3 separate regions of the Homo sapiens genome follow, and regions 2 and 3 are each linked to region 1. A link is a loop called in an ENCODE intact Hi-C map of the cell type or tissue named here. Cell type or tissue: Caco-2. All regions are shown on one strand. Region 1 overlaps NRCAM (neuronal cell adhesion molecule). Region 2 overlaps NRCAM (neuronal cell adhesion molecule). Region 3 overlaps NRCAM (neuronal cell adhesion molecule).

Evidence for each region. Hi-C counts contacts between places; a loop is a spot of excess contacts. Peaks named below come from ENCODE experiments on the same cell type or tissue, not always from the same donor. Only the 100,000 strongest peaks of a DNase experiment are listed, where the experiment ranks them.
Region 2: a loop joins it to region 1, with 4 times the contacts of the local background. A loop is called at or near these places in 3 of 110 quality-filtered maps.
Region 3: a loop joins it to region 1, with 9 times the contacts of the local background. A loop is called at or near these places in 3 of 110 quality-filtered maps.

Annotation. Positions count from the first base shown.
Region 1 is chr7:108,234,434-108,236,933 of GRCh38, reverse strand. It overlaps NRCAM (neuronal cell adhesion molecule), which reads left to right. Exons shown (of 33, transcript NM_001037132.4): 6 at 2,246-2,351. Among named protein-coding and RNA genes, the nearest start is that of LAMB4, 110 kb to the right of the region's middle. In Caco-2, no CTCF peak of the experiment used is centred here; DNase peaks (open chromatin) are centred at 3 and 1,293.
Region 2 is chr7:108,357,703-108,360,202 of GRCh38, reverse strand. The region is part of intron 2 of NRCAM (neuronal cell adhesion molecule); the gene reads left to right. Among named protein-coding and RNA genes, the nearest start is that of NRCAM, 97 kb to the left of the region's middle. In Caco-2, no CTCF peak of the experiment used is centred here; a DNase peak (open chromatin) is centred at 1,432.
Region 3 is chr7:108,339,691-108,342,190 of GRCh38, reverse strand. The region is part of intron 2 of NRCAM (neuronal cell adhesion molecule); the gene reads left to right. Among named protein-coding and RNA genes, the nearest start is that of NRCAM, 120 kb to the left of the region's middle. In Caco-2, no CTCF peak of the experiment used is centred here; DNase peaks (open chromatin) are centred at 1,060 and 1,590.

The DNA.
Region 1 (2,500 bases):
GAATAGAAGCTCTGCCTCTGAAGCCACCAGATTTGCACCTGTGTCACTCCCAGAAAAGCACAAGGAATTGAACTGAGTCACTCCTAAGAATCCCCTCCCCCACTCCCTATGGCCACTATTCCTTGGATGTGGAATTCCAGGCTTCCTTCCATTATCCCAAATTCTATATACTCCCAGAGCCTGAAGGATCATTCAGAGGTGAATCTGGTCCAAATAAAAAATGATTATGATAATAATTTTAAAATAGCTGATGTTATTGAACCATTATAACATTGGTATACACTGAGAATTTTATAGTAATTATTTTCTTAATCCTGCTAGCTATCCTAGGTGGTAATACTACTTTTAAACTTTATTTTCCCTCTCAGGAAACTAGGACTTATAGAAGTTAAGAAATTGGCTTGAAATCTCACAGCTAGTAAGAAACAGACTAGTGCTTAACAATCAGGCCACCTTGGAAACTGACAAGGCTAGAAAAATGAGGATTCCATATGGATGACGGAGGGGGGAAGGGCAGCTGGAAAGACAAGGAGGGGGATGGGATATTCCAAAGGGAAGGGAAACTGACACTGCCCAGTACCCTGCATATAATAGTACACAATAAATGATGACAGTAATGAGGCTAGCTTTTGATTTGTACTTTAGCTGTTATTTGAATATTTAGTAAAAGATGTCTTGTGGATGGCAATAAGACTAGAAGACAAGAGAAGAGGACGCAACCGGGTTTATAGATTTATAAGACTGAAGATGTGGAGGTGATACATTTAGCTCTAGCAACAATTAACCACAAGAGAGACAAGAACAGTGGGCAGTTACTGAGCTTTGAGAAATGTTTGGTTGGCAAGTGGAAGAAGTTTCACAAAGGAAGCAGAGGTATGGGCAGAGAGGAAAGGGAAGATCCAGAAGATGAAAAACTTAAATGAGCCAGAATGTCAAATGCAGCAGGAAAGGAAAGAACAGTGAGAATCCAAGAGAGGGCCTTGGGGGAATTTCCCAGATGCAGAGGAAAGGTGCTGTGGTATGGCCACTGCATTGCACAGCTCCAGGGGTGCCAAGCACATTGTCGTCTGCCTCAGAACTTTTCAGCCTCAGCACTATGGATGTTTGAGACCAGATAAGTCTTTGTTGTGTGGAATTGTCCTGTACGTTGTTAGATGTTTAGCAACATCCCTGGCCTCTATCTACGAGATACCACTATCACTACCACCCCAGTCGAGACCATTGAAATGGCCTCCAGATATGGCCAAATGTCCCTGGAAGGGTGGAAACAAATTGCCTCTGGTAGAGAACCACTGGTCTGTGTAAACAGCTCTCCATGGAGTTGTGCAAGCAGTGGCTTCTTACCAGGAGCCAGTTGAGAGAGTTTAGGTCTCTGCTTTGTGCCTTCCTAGTCAAGCCATTTTGCTGCACTGAGTAAGAAAAAACAGGTTGTAAAAAATTATTCTTTAGTCACTTCCTGTCATAACACTAATTCTGATCTCACAAGAAGAAGGACATGGTGATTTTAGAACAATTTGAAGAGCATTAGTGGTCCAGATACAGGTTTCTTCAGATTAGATTGTTCTGGGTCAGAACAGTTTCCCCATAGGATTTGATAATAAAAGATCAGATAACACTTTGAAGAGTAAATGGGAACACTGTCTCCTAGGACAGAGAACTTCCTCAATTCCATTTATCTTCTAAATAAGACTCTTTTATCTTTGTTCCTCATTCACTTACCTCCTGGCTCTGATAAGAGATGTCACATCTCCAGTTTAACAGTCTGTTTAATATTAACTTCTCAAATGTATTTGTCCCCAACATATATTGATTTATATGAGCACACACTAATGACCTAAGTCTGTTACTCTTTCTTAAGAAAGATGCAAATTTATCATAACTTAAATTCCTTTGAAAAACATCATTTGAACCAAAGGAATCAAAAGAATTTCTCATTGTTACATCAGAAAAGAAACTGTCTTAATATTAGGTTTGTATTGATAATTATTTCCCCAAACTTTTAGTGTGAGAAAATGGACTTTGCAAGTACACATAGTTACCGAAAGAAAGTTAAACCTTGACTTCACAGTTTTAGCAGACCTTTAGCAGAAAAATCTACTGAAGTATATGCTGCTACACTAGAAATTACTAAAAATACTTGAAGCATATTTAGTCTAAGGTAAGTGATTTTGATACAGGAAAAAATGGCTACTATTATGATTTTAAATAATTTGTTTTTTTACATTTTTTTTTTTCTACAATTAAGTGGTACAGCCTCCAACCATCACCCAACAGTCTCCAAAAGATTACATTATTGACCCTCGGGAGAATATTGTAATCCAGTGTGAAGCCAAAGGGAAACCGCCCCCAAGGTGAGTGTGCATTCTGCTTTGTTATAGTACTGAGAATAAATCAGGAAATCTCTCTGAATAGAGAAATATGTTTGGGAATTTCCATCAAACAAGGCAGACTATGTAGAGCACTTCCTTTTTCAGTTGGATATTTCTCACTGTGACTCACT
Region 2 (2,500 bases), 120 kb before region 1:
CTTCTACCTACTCCACTATTGTCTGAATCCAATCTCTTTGTACATTTCTACAGATAACCACTTCCCTGAAATATGCTGCTGAAATTACATTTACATTTTCAAAGGCCTCCATACAATAGAGCAGATTAATCATCCAAAGTACAGTTATAATCATATTATTTTTCCTGCTTAAAACATCTGGAACATGGATGAATCTAAAAACCATGTTGAGCGAAAGCAGCTAGAAACAAGAGCACATGTTATATGATAGCATTGTTATGAAGTTCAAGAACAGACAAAACTCATCTATAGGAATGAAATTCAGAACCTCGGTTGCCACTGGAGAATGGGAGGGGAGCAGATTTGAATGAGGCAAGAAGGAATTTTCTAGAGTGATAGAAATGTTCTATATCTTGATTGGAGCTACATGGTAACAGACATTTGTCACAGCTCATCAAACTGGACACTGAAGATCTGTACATTTTTCTGTTTGGAATTATACCTCCATTTTTTTTAGGTCGAAAATAAAAAAATTTTGGTTGCTAACCATTGCCTTCAGCTCAAATTCCCTAACTTGTTCATTCAGGGGTCTTTGAAAATCTGAGACCTAGATACCTTTCCAAGTTTCTCTTGTTATTTCGCTTCTATGCCCTGTGTTCCAGAAAAATGAGATTTTCTTTCTCACACGTGTTCCATATTTTTCCACTTCTGTGTTTTCTTTCACTTTTCTTTAGTTAGGAATGTCTTCCCATCTCCCATTGCCAATCACCAAGTGTCAAAATGATCTTCCTTCAAGTATCATATCAGAGGTCACCCTCCTTCTCTCAAACACCTGTCCTGGTAGCTTTTGTGTTTCTTTTATGGGACTCTTGACTTTCTCCTAGTTTTATTGTAATTATCTATGTTGCTATGTTTATAGTGCTCACAATGTGCCAAGCACTGTTTATGAACATCTGATTCCCACTTCGGTTACATTAAAGGCAAGACTTACATCTGCTTCATTTCTGTCTCCCATAGGACCTAGATAAGCATTGATTAAATGGATGGATGGATGAATGGATGAATAGATTGATGGATTGGAAGGTGTGGGGCAATGGGGAGGGAATATTGGTAAAAGAAAGCCATTTCAAAAACTCTAAAATAGCCTACATCCTACTTGTAAGGCTAGGATAAAAGGTGTAATGAACTAGACAAAATATGGTAGGAGGTGAGTATAACTCTGGTGGTTGTCAGCCAGGTCCTGAGCTTATAGACATATCTATGCAAATCTGAAAAGCATGACAACCCCTAGAATGATTCTTAAACAATTTCATGCAATCTGTTAAGTCATTTCCCCTGCTACAGCCCTTTAACTGCTGGGAGTTTTGTGATGTCCTCATCTGGCAGTGCCTTTAGACTTTGGCCTCAGGCAGAATTCCTGACCAGACATCTGCCGCATTCACATACCCAGAGGCAGTACTCAGTTCGTTTTGCTAATAGGGTAAACAAACTCCCCTTGACAGGAGGGAGTGACTTACAGTGTTCAGGGCATACGCTGGGGCTGAAGCAGCAGAGCGCCAGCAGTTATGCAGTTATTGTACTTGAAAGCCTGGCTCAGGCTTCAGAGATGCAAGCTTTCAGGAGGAGCTCTGTGCATTACCAGTCATGGGAATCTGTGTGTGAATGCATTAGACATCACCTGACATTGGCGAAGCTTCTGTATGAAACCTACCAACCTATCACCAACATCTCCCTACCTCTCTTTAAAAAGAAAAAAAAAAATACGTAGGAATACTGGGACAGTGGCAGGAAGTTTTGGGGGTTTTTTGGTTTTTGTTTTGAGACAAGGTCTTGCTCTGCCACCCAGGCTAGAGTGCAGTGGTATAACCACGGCTCACTGCAGCCTCGACCTCCCTGGCTCAAGCAATCCTCCCACCTTAGCCTCCCGAGTAGCTGGGACTACAGGCATGCACTGTCAGGCCTTTTTTTTTTTTTTTTTTGTAGAGAGGGGGTTTCACCATGTTGCCCAGGCTGCTCTTGAACTCCTGGGCTCGAGTGATCCTCCTGCCTTGGCCTCTCACAGTACTGGAAATACAGGTGTGAGCCGCCAGCTAGCCAGCAAGAAGCTTTAAGCCCTTAAAAAGCAAGTGTAGCTAAAGACCATTTGAGGGGAAAGGGAACATTTGTGGTTTTTAGCTTTGGCTTATGAAGATTTCAATCACAAGATTCTTCCCTGAGATTTTACACATTGTCAGGACAAGCCAATCCGTAGGGATGAAAGGGCTTCCCCACCCTCCCTACCATATGTAGTCTATTTAAGGTGAAGCGGGAGGCCTTGATGGCCAAAGGAGTAATGTTTTTAGCTTTATTCTTTCCCTCTCCAAATAGACCACCTTAGCAGATGGAGGGGAAAACCCAACTAGAGAAACTGTTTTTGTTAGAAATACTTAAGCCTAATTTAATCACCAATGGAGGTGCATTTACTGAAGATAGGAGAGAGAAAACAATGAGCCTTTCCACTCTGCATCCCCATGACATGTCT
Region 3 (2,500 bases), 110 kb before region 1:
AGCTGAAAGTAAATCATTCACTTACTGAAGGACAAGAGTGTCCAGGTATGAGAACTGGCTCAAGTCTTGGGCTAATGTCTGGCCAAATAGATGGGGGCTATCCCTGAACCCTTGGGGTAAAACAGTCCAAGTGAGTTGAGACGTTGGGTTCGAAGGATCTTCAAAGGCAAAAAAGAATCGAGAGTCAGGATGTACAGGGATGCAGAAAAAGGCATCCTTAAGGTCCAGGATTATAAACCACTCTGCTTCCTATGGTATTTGGGAAAGCAGAGTATAAGGGTTAGGTACAGCTGGGTATAGAGGGACAACGGCCTCACTGATAATCCTGAGATCTTGCACTAACCTCCACTGTCCATTGGGTTTCTGTACTCCTAGAATTGGAGTATTGGAGGGACTATTGAATGGTTTTACTAAGCCTTGGGCTTTTAGTTCCTTAATTTTATTGAGTCTTTGTTGGGCCTCGGGTCTAAGGGGGTACTGCCTTTGGTAGGGAAAGGGGACAGAATCCTTTAGTTTAATTTGAACAGGATGGGCATTTTTTGCTCATCCATATTGTCCTTCTGTTGCCCAGACTTCAGGATTAATTCCTTCCTCAAGCAAGGGACCACAAACGGTTGTTCCTTCTCCTATGTTCAGGTGTATAATGGCCCCTGCTTTTGCTAGAATGTCTCTCCCTAACAAGGGAGTGGGGCTTTCAGGCATAATTAGAAAAGCATGTGAAAGAGTAAAGTTCCCCAGTCACAACTTAGTGGCTGGGAGAAGTATCAAGTGACTGGCTGTCCTAGGACCCCTCGGATAGTGACAGATGTGGAAGACAGTTGTCCGGGACAGGAGAGTAAGACTGAGAAGGCCGAGCCAGTGTCCAGGAAACAGTTAACCTCCTGGCCCTCAATGGTCAAGCATACCCGGGGCTCTGTGAGGGTGATGGGTTGGGCTGGCGCTTGCCCCAGGCACCCTCAGTCCTGCTGCCGGATCATCTGGTTAGTGGCTTCTGACTCAGAGGACCTTTGTCCCCTGGGGCAGTGGGCCTTCCATTGATTCCTTTGACATAAGGGGCATGGATGAGGGGGTGGCTTATTTGTATTTGGACAATCTTTTTAAAGTGTCCTTGTAGACCACACTGGAAGCAAGCCCTATTAGGCATTGGATTTGCCCAGCCTTTCCGTGTTCCAGAGCCTCCAAAGTCTGCTTGCCTGAGGGCCATAACTAAAGCGGTAGCCTTTTTTAAATCCCGTTTGTCTTGTTCTGCCTGCTTCTCCTTATCTCTATTATGAAAAACCAAGGTTGCCAAGTTCAATAGGGTTTCTAAGTTTTTGAAGTTTTTTCTGATGTCTGTAGCTGACTGAGTGATAAACTTATCCTTTAAGATTAGTTGGCCTTCAATAGAGTCAGGTGACAGAGAGGTATGCTTTCTCAAGGCCTCCCTTAGTCTCTCCAGAAAGGCGGTAGGATTTTCTTCCTTACCCTGTGTTATAGTGGACATCATTGAATAATTCATGGGCTTTTTCCTAGTTTTCCTTAGTCCTTCTAGCATGCAAGTTAGCAAATGTCTGCGGCACCAATCTCCGTGTTTTGATTCTGTGTCCCAGTGAGGGTGTACACTGGGAACTTCCTGCTGGCCTGTGGGCAATCGTTCTCTTTCCTCTGTTGTCATCCTGTCATTGACCTGACTGAGATACCAGAGATCGCCAAACTCTCGGGCTGCAGTTATGGTGGCACTTCTCTCATTTGGGGTTAGTGTCTGATTTAGCAGTAACATTACATCTCTCCATGTCAGATCAGATTGTCCTAACCCTTGTAAACATCAATATAGCCATCAGGGTTATCTGAGAATTGACCTAGGTCTATTTTAATTTGCTTCAAGTCTGAGAGAGAAAAAGGTACATGCACTCTGGCTGGGCCGAATTCTCCTCCTCCCACTGCTTGGAGGGGGCATAAACGGGGAATATTGGCACTCTTTGGTTCATTATTTACCCCTTTGTCTATCTCCTTTTGGACCATTTGGGTTGAAGGGGGTTGCTTATTAGTTGGAGAAGGAGTCAGGGGGATGCCGGGGTAGGGAGGTAGACTCTGAGAGCTTCCTGTAGGGCATAAATCACACTTTTTACATAATTGCGAGTTGTCTCTTAATGAAAAGAAAGTTTGTACATATGGCACTTCACTCCATTTGCCTTCTTTTCTACAAAAGAGGTCTAGCTGTAAGATAGTGTTATAATTTATACTTCCCTCAGGAGGCCAGGTTTCTCCCCCTTGAAGAGGATATTGTGGCCAGGAGGTAATGCAGAAGAATATAAGTCGTTTCTTTCTTAGAGTCTGAGGGTCAAATTGGTCCCAATTGTCCAGAATACATCTTAGGGGTGTTTTTGCCTTGAGGGGGAACATTTCCCATCTGAAAAAAGAACATAGGGATGCCAGCACCTCTAGTCATTTTCCGACGAGCATTAGTCGTAGAGCGTCCTCTATGGTCCTAATGCTTATTCCTTTCCAGAGTGTGTCACCA